Regions from separate parts of the Homo sapiens genome. Here region 1 is linked to region 2. Evidence: read pairs that join two places in POLR2A ChIA-PET (ENCODE). Cell type or tissue: A673. All regions are shown on one strand. Region 1 overlaps SYN3 (synapsin III). Region 2 overlaps SLC5A1 (solute carrier family 5 member 1).

Region 1 (8,000 bases), 960 kb after region 2:
GTAATCCCAGCACTTAGGGAGGCTGAAGCAGGTGGATCACATGAGGTCAGGTGTTCGAGACCAGCCTGGCCAACATGGCGAAACTCTGTCTCTACTAAAAATACAAAAATTAGCTGGGCCTGGTGGTGGGCACCTGTAATAGCTACTTGGGAGGCTGAGGCAGGAGAATTGCTTGAACCTGAGAGACGAAGGTTGCAATAAGCTGAGATCGTGCCACTGCACTCCAGCCTGGGTGACAGAGCAAGACTCCATCTCAAAAAAAAAAAAAGTTAAAAAGATCATTAGACTAACAAAATTTTAGTCTTTGTGACAATAAGGTACCAAATTATAAACAAGACCTGAGGCCACACAAGGCAAACATTAAGTCATGCCCTACAAACCATAAAATCCTGTTAAATTTTTTTTTTTAATTCATCCCATATAAGGTAGCTTACTTTCCAACCTGACTCTGGTGTCTTTACTGAAGCATTCCTTTAAGCCTTTAGACAAAGCTGGACTCTTTCAACCAACTGCCAACTAAAGAATCTCTAAAACCCATCTATGATTTGTAAGCACCCCAACACCACCCGCCCCAGCTTCAAGATGTACTGCTTTTTTGTGCCGAACCAATGTATACCTTCCATGTGTTGATTTATGATTTTACTTATATTTCCTGTTTCCATGAAATGTATGAAACCAAACTGTAACCTGATGGCCTCAGGCACACGTTCTCAGGGCCTCTCGACTGCTCTCTAGGCCTAGGTCACCCATGTGTGCTCAGAATAAACTTTTTTTTTTTTTGAGATGGAGTTTCGCTCTTGTTGCTGAGGCCGGAGAGCAATGGTGTGACCTCAGCTCACTGCAACCTCGGCCTCCCAAGTAGCTGGGACTACAGGCACCCACCACCACGCCCAGCTAATTTTTTGTATTTTTAGTAGAGACGGGGTTTCACCATGTTGGCCGGCTTTCACCATGTTGGCCAGGCTGATCTCGAACTCCTGACTTCAGGTGATCCACCCACCTCAGCCTCCCAAAGTGCTGGGATTACAGGCATGAGCCACCAGGCCCAGCCCAGAATAAACTTCTTTAAAATATGTTGTAGAGCTTGGTTTTCTTGCTCACAGGCCTTTGCACCGGCTGTTCCCCTGCCTGGAATGTTCTTTCCTTGCTCCCTCCTTGTCATTTTGGTCCCACCCCAATGTCACCTCATCAGAGTTCTGTTGTAACCCCCAGCACCTCTCACCCTTAACTACGCACTTCTTCCATTATCCCACGGTATTTTCTGTTTAGCCAGAGGGCTTTATTTCCTGTCAGACTCCCCCATGGAATGGCCTGGGACCCTTCTCACTCAGCCCCCTAGTCTCACTGCCTCACCCAGGGCCTGCACACAGAACTCACAAGGGGCCAATGTCTTGGGGGACTCTGGGTGTCCAGGAGGTCATGGGCTCTGGGCTGGTAGAAACAGTTTCTGGGAGAGAGATTCCTGTGGAATAATAGCACTGCGCACTGTGGCACTCCTACTCCAGCCTCTGCAACTCTGATTAGCCAACGGGGAGACTAGGTGCAGACGAGGGAACAGACTTGTCCAGGGTCACTCAGCCAAGCAGACGCAAGGCCAAAGCCACAACACAGGTCTCCAAGGTACAATGATCACAATTAAAAACCATCACAATTAGCCAGGCACGGTGGTTCACGCCTATAATCCCAGCACTTTGGGAGGCTGAGGCGGGTGGATCACCTGAGGTTGGGAGTTCAACATCAGCCTGGCCAACACAATGAAACCCCCATCTCTACTAGAAGTACAAAAATTAGCCCGGTGTGATGGTGCACACCTGTAATCCCAGCTACTCGGGAGGCTGAGGCAAGAGAATCACTTGAACCCAGGAGGCGGAGGTTGCAGTGAGTCGAGATTGTGCCACTGCTCTCCAACCTAGGTGACAGAGCAAGACTCTGTGTTAAAAAAAAACACACACACACAATTAAAAGACAAGTTCTCAGGATATCTGTATGTACTACTTGCTTTCTTTCTTTCTTTCAAGACAGAGTCTTGCTCTGTTGTCTAGGCTGGAGTGCAGTGGCACGATCTTGACTCACTGCAACCTCCGCCTCCTGGGTTCAAGCAATTCTCCTACCTCAGCCTCCCGAGTAGGTGGGATTACAGGTGCCCATCGCCACACCCCCAGCTAATTTTTATATTTTAGTAGAGACGGGGTTTCACGATGTTGGCCAGGTTGGTCTTAAACTCCTGACCTTGTGATCTGCCCACCTCGGCCTCCCAAAGTGCTGGGATTACAGGGGTGAGCCACCACGCTCGGCCAGTATGTACTACTTTCTAGTGACTCACTTCACCCTCTCTCCAGACGGGGAGCATTTTTCTCCTAAATAACTAAATAATAAGAACAACCATCATGTGGCTGTTTACTCAAGCACTGAGCGAATTACAAGCACCATATCATCATTCCTCACACAACCCCGTAAAGCAAAAACTATTTTTAACCCCATTTTACGCATGAGGAAACCGAAGCTCAGGGGGCTTCAGCAACTTGCAGAACATCATGCACCAGGGAAGAGGCAAATCTTGCCTTTGGATCTGTCTAGTCTATCTCGAGATGCAGCCCTTCAACCACTATGATATCCTGGTCTGCTGCCCGGCCCTTGTGTCTCCTCTCCTGGTGCCAAGATCAATAGGGTTCTCTTTGATACCTGATGCCTTCTGGGCAGGACTCTGTGGCAGCCACTGCAGTGCCCTTCACCTTGGGAGCCCAATCTGGTCACTGGCTCAGAAAATTCCATAAACAGCAGGCTCAGTGGCAAGTATGGGGACACGTTCCCCATTTGTAGGCTAGCAACAGGCAGCTTTACTGCTGAAGGAAAGGAGTGGGGTGGGCATATTGTCACTAAAGGAAGCTGGGCGGTCACCAGCACTGGCTTTCTATGCGACAGTAACAATGATAATGATGACGATGATAGTAATAATAATAATAATAGCAGCTATTCATTTAACATTTCCTAAGTGCTAGGTACTATTTTAAACTTTGTTCATATATTAAACCAATTAATCCTAACAGTTGTAGGTGGAAAGAAAAATTAAAAATCTCGGGACCCCCCCCCCCCCCGCCACCAAACTTCTTATGCAAAAGGGACAGTTAAGCCCAGAAGCTGAGTCATTGCAACACCCTCTTCCAAATGAATAGCTGTTACATTATGCATCAGCCAGGTCCCCGTGGAAAGGTGGAAGGCCTCAGGCATCTGCAAAGGACTGCCCCCAAAGATCATTCAAAAGTGACCTTGGCTGCCCTCCCATAAACAAGGACGTGCCAAATGTAACTTTAGGTCTACGATCTAAATCAAGGTCTTTATTTTTATTTGAGACACGGTCTTGCCCTGTCACCCAGGCTGGAGTGCAGTAGCACGATCACAGCTGACTGCAGACTCATACTCCTGGAGTCAAGTGATCCTCCCACATCAGCATCCTGAGTAGCTAGAACTATAGGCACGTACCACAAGGCCCAGATAATTTTTCATTTTTTATTGTGGAGACAGGGGTCTTGATATGTTGCCTAAGCTGGTCTCAAACTCCTGGCCTCAAGTGATCCTCCTGCCTTCTGTCTACCAAAGTGTTGGGATTACAGGCATGAGCCACAGCACCAGCCTAAGTCTAGCTCTGATTCTACATTATAATAAGCTAATAACGTTGACTATAAGCTTATCTTCCCAGGTCCAGGACAAAGTCAAGACTCATTCTCCAACCACCCAGAGACATCCATAACTGACTCTTCCTTTACTCCTTTTTTCTCTTCATCATTCACCTTATCTTATGTAAAATGGAGATTTACCGGGCACTAAGGAAAGTCTCACAAGAGTATAAGCATTTGCCTTACCGCCTACCTGCCCCTCTTCCTACATGCCTTCCTCCTCTTTAAGAAAATGTATAAAGACTAAATTTCCTGAAAACCTCCTCGGAAAAGCAGCCTCAGATGTGTCTGTGGCTTATGTTTTTCCCAGACGTGCCCTGAAGCTGCCTTCATAAACCTCGATGATTGAGACTTATGCTTCAGTCACTCATTTCAGTTGTCATAGGGGACCAGAATACGCTATCCCAAAATATACCACTTTGGCATAAGGATTATTTTGAGCTGAAGGCAGTTGAGAAGAAGCAGATATAAGAAAAGCTCTCTGCCCTCCCTGTGTTTGCCTAAAAGCAGGACAGAAATTTGCAAAGCTGATCCCCTAAACCTCCAGCAGAAAGGACAGAAATTAATCACTGATAACTTTAAACCCTCATCAGCCCAAGGCACCAGAGGCATCTATATAACGAACTTTACTGGCTTCTATCAGCTTCCCCATATATTTACTTTCCACAATTTGCTGCCCTGGAAATTCAAAATCCTTTTCTTTGTCTTGTCCCTTGTCTAAAAAAATTTTTTTAAATGCTGTAAAGCCCAAGTTCTTTTTTTTTTTTTTTTTTTTTTTTTTTTTTGAGACAGAGTTGCGCTCTTGTTGCCCAGGCTGGAGGGCAATGCCGCGATCTCGGCCCACCACAACCTCCGCCTCCCAGGTTCAATTGATTCTCCTGCCTCAGCCTCCTGAGTAGCTGGGATTACAAGTATGCACCACCACACCAGGCTAATTTTGTATTTTTAGTAGAGACGGGGTTTCTCCATGTCGGTCAGGCTGGTCTTGAACTCCTGACCTCAGGTGATCCGCCCACCTCGGCCTCCCAAAGTGCTGGGATTATAGGCGTGAGCCATCATGCCCGGCCAAGCCCAAGTTCCAATCACCCCTTTGAGTTACTGAACTCCCAGCGCTTCCAAGTGTATGCACAGCTGCACTTAATAAATTAAGTATATGCACCTCATAAACTTCTGTTTGTTTTTCTCTTGTTAATCTTTCATTAGTTTATTTACAGGGCCGCAGCCAATGCACCTAAGACAAATAGCAGAAAAAGTGGGTTTTTTCCTCCCATGTATGGCAATCCTTTGTTATTATCTCTGCTTCACATATGGAGAAAACTAAGGCTCAGAAAGGTGGCGTCACTTGCCCGCTTGCTGCCCAGATTTTTTGGGCCCAGATGTTCTGGCTCCAAAGTCTGAGCTCCTTTCTCCCCATACAACCTACCACTGGGCTTCTTTCCTCATTTGAAATTGAGGGGCTCAGTCCTGAAGAACTCAGGTGCCTATCTTGATTCTCACTTTCAAGAGCAAGAACCAGACCCAGAAAAGTATTTTATTTCTCTGCTTTCCTTTATCCTGATTTCTAATAGTGTTTGTCAAACTATATTAATCATAGTCTGTTGCATTCTTGTACATGCCAGGCACTTGGCTAGGCAGTTTCCCTGCACTCTCTCTAGTGTTTCCAGCAATCCAATGAAGAAGCTTCTGTTATCCTGATTTTACGCTGAAGCATCCGAGACTCAGAAAGGTTCGGTAATTTGCCTAAGGTAACCCAGTGAAGAAGCCACTGGTGGGACTGCAGAGTCTAGAACTAACAGGCTTTTAACTACCACTCCTGCCTGCTTGCCTGTGTCTTCTCCCCACATTCCCACAGTGTCTGAGCTCCTCCAGAGGGAAAGGAAGGTGTTACCTGCACCTCCAGCTCTAGCAAGAGGCTGAGAAAATGCTAGATGGATTAATACTGAATTAACAAATAAGTAGATGAAAGGCAGGAAAGAAAAGGAGAAGAAAGAGAAAAAGAAAGGTAAAAATTAGGATGGAAGAAAGTAAAGAAGAAAAATGCAGTGAATGAATAAAATAAGAATGCATGAAGTTAAAAAAAAAAAGGAATAAAAACAAAAGATCGAGAAAATGAAACCAGAAAAAAGAACTAGATTAAAAGAATACCCAGGCAATCCGGTGCCCTGCTGGCTCTCTTTCTCATCAGGGGCTGCTGCCTCCCAGGCTCCCCACCAAAAGCTGCTTCCTGAGCCCTGGGAAGTGGCTGGGATTTTGCCAAACAGCAGTAATGCCCCCTTAGGCCAGGCACCAGGATCCCTAAGGTTGATGGCACGCCATAGGCAGAGGGAAGCAGAGCCTTCACATCCTGGCATCAGATTCCACCAAAAGATCCCTAGCTGCTGTCACTTGCAGGCAAGGAAGGGATTTTTCACAGCCAGGATGGGGATTACTGCTGCGGCGCTGCCTCCTCCAGCTCTGCAGAAAACAGTCATTCCTGCTGCACTGTCTGGTTGAGCTGCTGAAGAAAAGCCGACTTGCCTTCCAGCCCACCCACGCTCTCTTAACCTCCACTGTGAGCTCCGATTGAGCAATTCTCACATCCTTTCCCCCAGGGTCCAGACCTGCTTAGGGACACAATCCTTCTCAGAATGGCAGAAAAGCAAGCTCTGGGGGCCTTCAAGAAAGCCTCTAGGGCCACAGAACTGGGCATGACATCAGGACCCAAGACTGCCCCATCCCCAGTGTGCTGCTGCACCCTACTTTATTAAAGAGGCAGACAGGAGTGGAAGGAGAAATCCAACGTTCCTGGAGCCCCTGCCACCAAACCCAAGGCAGCCAGTCATCCTATTTTACAGAAGAGTCAAGTTGGAAATCTTAAGAGTCAGATTAGAACTGAGCAGCTCTCGCACCCCTAAACTGTGCCATGATTAGCTGAGGTAGTGCACTACAAAACCCTGGCCAAAGGATCCCTGAGCTGCAGGCGGAAGCCCCGGGGCTGTTCTGGGGCTTCTGCATCTCTGCTCCAAGTCCCTGGCACTCTGTTCTGCAAAACCTGCAACAGCAGAGCGGAGAGTTCTGGGCAGGAATTCCTGCTTCAAGTCCTCCAGGGCTCATCTCCCAGGGCCCCTTCTCCATAAAGCCTTTGAGATGCCTCCATCTGACTCATCCTCAACATTCTGAAGATGAGCTATTCAGCAAGGACTCTGTGCACCAGGCTCCTGGCAATCCTGGGAGATGGGTGTCACCAATCCTATCGTATAGATAATGACATCAACACTTAACAGGGTGAGAAAGCATGTCTAAGGTCACCCGGGCAGTACGGTGTGGAGCCAGCATTCAAATTTAGGTCTACTTAACCCTAAAGTCCATGCTCAAAGCTACTATGCCATGATGCCTCCAGGAGGTGTTTTAGCCTGTATATTTTTATATTTATAACATTCTCTTACTTCCTTAAGCTCTTTATTCAAATGTGACTTTTTTTTTTTTTTTTTGAGACAGAGTCTCACTCTGTTACCCAGGCTGGAGTGCAGTGGCATGATCTTGGCTCACTGCAACCTCCGCCTCCTGGGTTCAAGCGATTCTCCTGCATTCAAGCGATTCTCCTGCCTCAGCCTCCTGAGTAGCTGTGATTACAGGTGCCTGCCACCACATCCGGCTAATTTTTTGTATTTTTAGTAGAAACGGAGTTTCATCATGTTGGCCAGGCTGGTCTCGAACTCCTGACCTCATGTGACCTCATGTGATCCGCCCACCTTGACCTCCCAAAATGCTGGGATTACGGGCGTGAGCCACCGCGCCTGGCCTCAAATGTCACCTTTTTAAAGATGGTAGCCCTCCTCTCAACACCCCTCTCTCTTTCCCTGTATTTTCTCTGTCATACCCATTATCTAACATATTATATATTTACTTTTGTAGTGTATTACTTCTGTGCCCTTTCAACTTGTATGTGACCTAAACAAAGACAGGGATTTTTGCTTATTTTTTTCACTGTCATACATCCAGCACCTACCAGAAAGTGTTAGCTCATAGTAGATGGTCAAAAGATATTTGTGAAACAAAAAACCTGAGTGGCTCCATCTCTTGTATTATCACTGGTTTCTTAGATGTCTCTAGATTATACACTTTTTTTTTCTTTTTTTTTTTGAGATGGAGTCTCCCGCTCTGTCGCCCAGGCTGGAGTGCAGTGGCGCGATCTCGGCTCACTGCCCGCCACCACACCCAGCTAATTTTTTTTGTATTTTTAATATATATTTTTTGTATTTTTAATAGAGATTTTTGTATTTTAATAGAGATCCATGTTAGCCAGGATGGTCTCAATCTCCTGACCCCGTGATCTCCCGCCTCAGC
Region 2 (8,000 bases):
CAAGTGATCCTCTTGCCTTGACCTCCCAAAGTGCTGGGATTACAGGTGTGAGCCACCACATCTGGCTGGGATTTTTATTTTATTTTCCATTTTATGGGAGAGAAAACTGAGTCTCAGAGAAGTTAGGTAATTTCCCCAAATTACACAGCTAGTACGTGGCAAAGCCAGAACTGGGAGCAGGGTCTCTCCAGTGCCAAAGTCTGTTCTCAGTGTTCTGCCCTGTGCTTGGGTGGGATGAAGGCATAGAATGAGGGGATGGGATAGATCATGTGGTCTTATGTTCTGCGCTTTCATTTTACAGATGGAGAAACTGAGGTCCAGACAGGGGAAGGGACTATGAGGGGTTAAACAGGAGCAGAACTGGGATGAGAAGCAGATTTCCTGACACTGAATCTAAACCTTTTGACATTATATGCCCCCTACCTTCTAAGTCTTTCATTCTTCCAGTACAGAGTAGGTTAGAATTCAAGACCCTGGGAAAAATGAAGAGAGCCAGTTAAATGAACCTCACAATATAAATGAGTTGCCAAGAGTAGGATTTGAGAGGACTATGGGGAGAGAACATCAGCTGCACACTGGGTATATGAAGGATCTGAAGGAGGGACATCTGGGCAGGGGGTAGGGTAGGGAGGGATGCAGACAGGCAAGGCTTTGTCTTCGTAAATTCGGCTGGTTTTAGGTTCAACATGGGTCACAGAGCATTGAAATTTTAAAAAGAATTACACCGATATCAACTGTACCTGCTAGAAGCTCACTTCAAGACACACAGGAATGCAGGGCTCATGGACAAAAGAAAATAACTGTTCATTAACAAAATACGGTGATAAGGCATTTATATTCCACACAAACCAAGATTCACCAATTGTGTGTGTGTGTGGAAGGGCACGGATGGTTTGTGATGGGTGAGAAGAGAGGAGGGTTAGTGTGAGATTCCTGTCCAGAGAGCGAACAACCAGGGACCTGCCACGAAGGCTTGGGGAGAATGTAGGGATCCAGTGGGGTTGTAATTAATGGGAGAGAGGAGAAAGTACAGGGCATTGTAGGTGCAGAGCCCAGATGTGGCCCAGGCCATTGGCAGCTGTGATGTGGAGCGTTGGCTATGGCTACCATCTTTTGGTCACGTATTTTTGGGCTCTGAGACTCAGAACTGATTGTCCTTCCATGAGCTCCTGAATTTTATTGGCTCCCTCGAGCACCTGCCTTATCAAGCTCTGAGAAGCATTCCATTCTGTAAAATTTCCCGGCATGTGCATCTTATGCAAATGTGCACAATCCCTGGAGATAAAGCCTCAGATTTTATGACTTACATGTGATGACTGAATGTTCATGTCCCCATTTGTGTTTCCTAGGGCTGTTATCACAGATCACAGCTACAGTAAATGTTTACAGCAATTCTGCTGTCCATTTTGGATCCTTGGGTGAAAAGAAGAGCTTTTGCTTTTGCTTAAGATTTGAATGCTCATTCCCAGGGCCACTCACTTTCACAAGTGGAAAGAGAAATTTGAGTAATGGGGCTTCACCATCTGAAACTGCGAGGCTAGGCAGGATTTATCGAATGCTCAAATACATCTTGGTTACGACCAGAATGGACAGCAAACACACACATATAAAATCACTGGATCTCAAAACATCAGAGCCAAGGCGAAGCAACATGCCCAAGCTCCCAATCAGAGACTCAGTTACTTGCAGATGCTTTCCAACGGGGGTCTGTATTTTTATTCCCCATGAATTCCATGGACATCGTTCAGCCAAATTTTCAACGTGATGGGAACAACACCCCTGGGCTAAATCCAACACACGATCTATTTTTGTAAGTAAAGTTTTACTGGAGCCCAGCCAAGCCCATTGTTTGTGTTGTCTGTGGCTGCTTTTATGCTTTAACAACAGAGTGTGACAGAGACAGTAAATGCAAAGCATAAAACATTTACTCCCGGGCCCTTTACAGAGAAAGTTTGCAAATTCTTGATCTAGAGGACCATAATTTTTTATTTCACTTCAAGTTGGTTTTGCTTAGCAGCATTGGAGAAATTTTCTTCTTTCCCTTCTGCCTCCCCTTTCCCTCTTTCCTTCCTTCTTTCCTTCCTTCCTTCCCTCCCTCCCTTCCTTCACTCCCTCCTTCTCTCCTTTCTTTCTCTCTCCCTCTGTTACCTTCCCTTTCTTTCCTTCCTTCCCTCCCCCTTCCTCTCTCCCCCTTTTTTCACTTTCTTCCTTTCCCCTTCTTCCTTCCTTTCGTTCTCTCTTTCCTTCTCTCCCTTCCCTTTCCTTTCCCTCCCTCCATCCTTCCCCCTACTCTCTTTTAAGGGCTAACATTAATTTAGGGAAAGAGCAATCTGGGATAAGCTGTGAAACAAATGGTCTCATAGGATGACAGGACAGTTCTTTTATATCAAAGCTGGTGCTGCATTCCCTATACAGTCCCCTATTTTTATGATAAAAAATTTAATGAAATACTTCAAATATACAGGAATGCAGAAAGAATATAGCAAACACCCTTATATTCACCACTCAGATTTTATAGATCTTAACAATATATTATTTGTAGAAAAGAAATAAAACATTACAGATATAGCCGAAGACCTATTTATACCCTTTTCTTGGTCTCATTTTCCTCTTTCCTAAAAGGTGAATGCTGTCTTGAACTTGGTGTGGATTCTTCTAGACTATGTTTTTATATTTTTACTACATATATATATGGGTACCCGTATAGCCATAAAGAATATATTCTGTTTTAAAATTTCTGCTTCCTGCACTTTTGAAACTGTAGGAAAAATGTAACATTGGCATTTAAAAATCTTGGGGTGGGAGATGCACACTTTAACTCCAATACCAATATTTTCATATTTTGGCCTTGCTCAAATTGTGTGTATTCTTTCACAAAGTTGCAATTAGAATATGCGCATCATTTTGTTGTCTTCTCCCCACCCCTACCATCAAATTGTAAATGTTCCAGTTTCAGTTTTCATAATTATTATTTTTAGGGGCTGCAGAACATAACTGTTGACATATAATTTTTAGAAAGCCATTTAAAAATCCTCTGGTGGACAAAAATCTCTTGACAGTGGTCACTTCTGGGCTACTTTTACTTTTCAGTGTGTAACTTCTGCGGTTATTTATTTATTCAATTTTTATTTGTTTTTCTTTTTTTTTGAGCAAAACTCTATCACCCAGGCTGGAGTACAGTGGCACAATCTCGGCTCACTGCAACCTCTGCCTCCCAGGTTCAAGCAATTCTCCTGCCTCGGCCTCCCAGTTAGCTGAGATTACAGGCATGCGCCACCACACCTGGCTAATTTTTGTATTTTTAGTAGAGACAGGGTTTTACCATGTTGGCCAGGCTGGTGTCTCAAACTCCTGACCTCAAGTGATCTGCTTGCCTCAGCCTCCCAAAGTGCTGGGATTACAGGCATAAGCCACTGTGCCTGGCCTGTGGTGTTTATTTTAACCCCCCACACATACATTATTTTATTTGAGATTTTATTTTAAAAGTAAATTAAAAACTTTTTCTTTGTTGCTAAAAAAGACCTTGCTGGCTGAGCATGGTGGCTCAGGCCTGTAATCCCAGTAGTTTGGGAGGCTGAGGTGGGTGGATCACAAGATCAGGAGATTGAGACCATTCTGGCCAACAGGGTGAAACCCTGTCTCTACTAAAATACAAAAAAAATTAGCCAGGCATGGTGGCACGCAACTGTAGTCCTAGCTACTCAGGAGGCTGAGGCAGGGGAATCACTTGAACCTGGGAGATGGAGGTTGCAGTGAGCCGAGATTGTGCCACTGCACTCCAGCCTGGCGAAAGAGCAAGACTCTGTCTCCAAAAAAAAAAAAAAAAAAAAAAAAAAAAAAGACCTTGCTCTCTGTAGAAAATATTCCAGAAAGCAGAAAGGAGGTCCCTTACTTTTCAATGTTGTTTTGAGGATCAAAATAACGCATGTGCCTAAATGTCCTTGGTAAACTGTAAAACTCTCTGAACATGAAGAAAAGAAAACAAACAAACAAACAAACAAAAAAAAACAACCCTAGTGGGTTTGTTTGGCAGCTAGGAAGGACCAAAGACTAATGTCAGAGCACCCAGACTAGAGTGGCCTTGCTCAGCTGGAGTCAGCTACATAAGCTTAGCTAAGGTATTCCCAGCCTGGCCTTTGGCATGCCAAGGCAGAATTCATCTCTGAAGTTAGAATGACTCATGCGAGGAAGAATTTGTCCTAGGTTTCTTCAATTCACCAGGGAGGTTTCCTTAGAATCCTTTATCTGTACTGTTAGAAGGAAATAGAATATCATAAAAACAAGACTTTTATTAGCCCAACACTTTTCAGAAGTCTTTATAGAGGTCATTTATAGCATTATCTTATAACTTATGTGTTGCCTCTTTGTGACTAATGACAGCAAGGCACATATTAATGAGGGTATCACAGTCTACGATGGCATGTTGTCATAAAGCATTAAAAATTAACTACTCTGGAAAATCAACCAAGGGCAGTTTAAAGGCAGTGTCAGCTTTGTAATCTTTTCCTATCTTATTTACACTTATTAGCTAATCCACCAAATCAAACGTGTGTGCATTTAACAGAATTTCACTGCAATCAGTGAATGGGGCCCCTTGAATTTAAGTAACTTTATGTGACTGTGTAGAGGCATGAGAGGAGAGGGACCAGCATTATAAATATTCATTACAATTTCAAATGGCCCAGTGTGCAGAGTCAGGAAGAAGTGGCCATTTCACTTTTGGCAAGACTTATGCACAGCAGAGGCGCCTTCCTCCTCTTGGGCTACTGCAGAGGGCAAGGCAGAATGGAAGCGGTCCAGAACCCGGGAGAAGAATGCTTTCCTCACTGCAGACCTTTCCCACTTCCAACCACTGAGAATCACAAGTCCCTGGAGCCAGGACTTCCTGCATAAACACGAGGACACTGAGAATTAGAGAGGGGAAATGTTTTGCCCAAAGGTTTGCAGGCCTAGAGTGGCGGCACTGGGGCTAAAATGCTGGTTCTTCTGACTGCTAACTCCAGGGAGAGAGGAGTTTCTTTCTAACTCACCATCTCTCCTCCCACCTCCTGGCTCTGCCTCCCCTCCTTCACCAGGGAAGATGGTGACATTGGGTCCCCTGGGTGAGAGAATCTTCAGGGGAGATCTGGGCAGAGGGGAACTATGGCATCAGGTCCTCAAAAGGCCCACCTTCGGGAAGGAGGTCGAATCACCCTCCAGGGCTCACGTGTTAGCTCAGAAGCATGGAGTTGGTATTAGATGTGCTCTTTGCTAACTGATGGAGGGAGGGAATAGGAGATTCTCATAGGAGGGACAGGCAGGTATGGTGGGAAACTTAAACACTGGAGGGCCCTCAGGAGCAGCAATGGGATGGGGACTGGGAAACGGAACTAGAGAGGAGATGCAAGATATAAGAGGAGATGTGAGAAGTAAGAGTCCAACCCTGCTGGCCCATCCCCAAGGCTCCGTCTGGGTGCTGTTTGCGTGCCGTGAAATGTTAGGGTTTGTGCAGTGAAAACAGTTCGTGCATTCATTCCATCTAGGGAAGTCCAGTTTCGTCCACACCTGGAGATTTGAAAACAAAAGACTCAGCTGGGCGCAGTGGCTCACGCCTGTAATCCCAGCACTTTGGGAGTCCAAGGCAGGCAGATCACGAGGTCAGGAGTTCGAGACCAGCCTGACCAACATGGTGAAATCCTGTCTCTACTAAAAATACAAAAATTAGCTGGGTGTGGTGGTGCACACATGTAATCCCAGCTACTCAGGAGGCTGAGGCAGGAGAATCGCTTGAACCCAGGAGGCAGAGGTTGCAGTGAGTTGAGATCGCACCACTGCACTCTAGCCCGGGCGACAGAGTGAGACTCTGTCAAAAAATAAATAAATAAAAAAGACTCACCATGATCATCCCTTAATACTACCCTCCCTGGTATTGTTTTGGAGATGACATGAACATGCATTTGGGGTGACCCTGGTGCTCTCTGCTGGTTTATATGAGCAACTGCACCATCCAGCCAGGTAGAAGGTTCATTAGGAGAAGGCTGAAAGAGACAGGAAGGAGGAGAAAGGGTGAAGATGGAAGAACTGCATCAAGAATTCAGGAGTGAGGAGGGAGCAATTCTCCCAGAAATTACATGAAATAATCTAAATAAAACCAGCAAGTACCAAGCCTGCTATGTAAGAGGTGCTTGGTGATGTTCTGGTTGTGTCTGAGTCAAGATGGACTGCATCCGGGTTGGGGAGTTAAAATTACAAACTTGCTAAGTTTCTCCCCGCTCCTGGGTGGGGGTGGGGTTTCTCACTTATGGACTCTCCAGCACTCAGACTTGCTTTTGGGGACGAGCTCTGATAAACCTGTGTACACTGAGGTGCAAAAGATGGACAATAGCTCAGAGCAACAGTCTACAGGTGACTTGCAAGGAACCTCTAAGTGTTAATAGCTGTTCCTTGGCAAAAAGAGTTCAATAGTTGAGTGAGTTTGTGAGATGTCATGTACCGTGTTCCCTCCCTGGGGATGACTGTACATGGCATATATTAAAGGCTCAGAAAAGTTGTGTGGCAAAGAAACTGCCTTAATTCTGTTTAGCATTTTATAGACCTTTTTGACCATGGAATTCTTTTTCTCATGGAATACGTATTATCATCTTGAATAAAGCTTGCTTGGAAAATCAGGAGTAGAGAGACTACAGGCCCTGTAGGCAGCTGACCACTCTCCCTCCTAACTCCGCCTCTCCTCTCCTTCCAGGCAGACATCTTCTCGGGGGCCATATTCATCAATCTGGCCTTAGGCCTGAATCTGTATTTAGCCATCTTTCTCTTATTGGCAATCACTGCCCTTTACACAATTACAGGTGAGTCCATTCAAATAAACCAGCACCTCAAACCCAGCTCGGGATCAGGCACTAGTGAAGGATAAAGGGAAGTAGGAGAGGTGGTTTCTCTTCTTGAGGAGAGATACACTCAGGTAAGAGTTTGGGAGTGAGGTATTTGCTTAGTACCAACTCATAGACCCTCCAAGTTATACAAGTGGTTTCAGAAAGCTGTGGTGTTGGCTGGGATAGTCAGGGCAGCTTCTCACAGGAGTGCATGCAGAGCTGGGCCCTGTGGGTTGTGGAGATGACTTAGCTAAGGTGGGAGAATCAGAGCAGTGGCAGGTGCAGAAATAAGTGAGCACAGGGGAGTGGAGGCAGGGTGGGCACGCAGATGCTCTTGGCTGGAGGAGGGTGGCCACTGAAGGATCGTGGGGGTTTGTGGGGACCATATAGCTTGATAGTTCAGATGAGGTCACAGCATACTGTGTGTTTTGAACACAGTATACTGGGGTTTGGAAAGCCAGGCAGAGGCCTTGGATTTGATGTGTCAGGGACTGGGAGCCCCTGTAAGGAGGGAGAAAGGCAGTGACTCACACACAGAGGTTTCAGAAGAGGACTCAAGTGGCCACCCAAGAAGCTGGTGCATAAATAGCAATTGGGGCTCCTTTGCAGAGGGGTCACTCTGCCTCCTTGGTGGGGGTGGGAGGGATCAGCTTTAGAACTTGCTGCTTGACTGCAGCCCCACAGCTTTGGGGACTAAGAAAAAGGTAGACATATGTCCCACCATCTCCACAGCCAGCTCTTTGCTCCTCCCTGCCTTGTGTGTGGAAGACGCTTCTTCTTACCACAGAGGAGTCATCTCCTTTGAGCCATCTTCTGGCTCAAAAGGGTCACACCAGACTCTTTCCCCTCAAGTAGGGAGAAACATTCGCCACTTCTATGACAGGTGGAGCTGTGGGAACATGCTGAATAGCAAAATACTGTAACAGGACAAGGGAGGGAAGGAAGGAGAGGCAGGCAAACCACTGTGGGGATGTTCTCAGAAGGCCAGCAGAAGTAGAGGGTGGAGAGTGGGGAAGGAAGCAAGTAGACAGGTCACCCTCCACACGAGGTCAGATGTGTTGTCTTCTTGCCTGCTTAGGGGGCCTGGCGGCGGTGATTTACACGGACACCTTGCAGACGGTGATCATGCTGGTGGGGTCTTTAATCCTG

What was found. Peaks named below come from ENCODE experiments on the same cell type or tissue, not always from the same donor. Only the 100,000 strongest peaks of a DNase experiment are listed, where the experiment ranks them.
Region 1: POLR2A ChIA-PET joins it to region 2 with 20 read pairs; 2 of 35 experiments call an interaction of 5 or more read pairs at or near these places.

Annotation. Positions count from the first base shown.
Region 1 is chr22:33,032,250-33,040,249 of GRCh38, forward strand. The region is part of intron 1 of SYN3 (synapsin III); the gene reads right to left. Among named protein-coding and RNA genes, the nearest start is that of SYN3, 22 kb to the right of the region's middle. In A673, no CTCF peak of the experiment used is centred here; no DNase peak of the experiment used is centred here.
Region 2 is chr22:32,075,145-32,083,144 of GRCh38, forward strand. SLC5A1 (solute carrier family 5 member 1) reads left to right here. Exons shown (of 15, transcript NM_000343.4): 6 at 6,722-6,827; 7 at 7,930-8,000. Among named protein-coding and RNA genes, the nearest start is that of SLC5A1, 36 kb to the left of the region's middle. In A673, a CTCF peak has its summit at 5,991 (motif pointing left); DNase peaks (open chromatin) are centred at 4,167 and 5,947; H3K27me3 peaks cover 669 bases.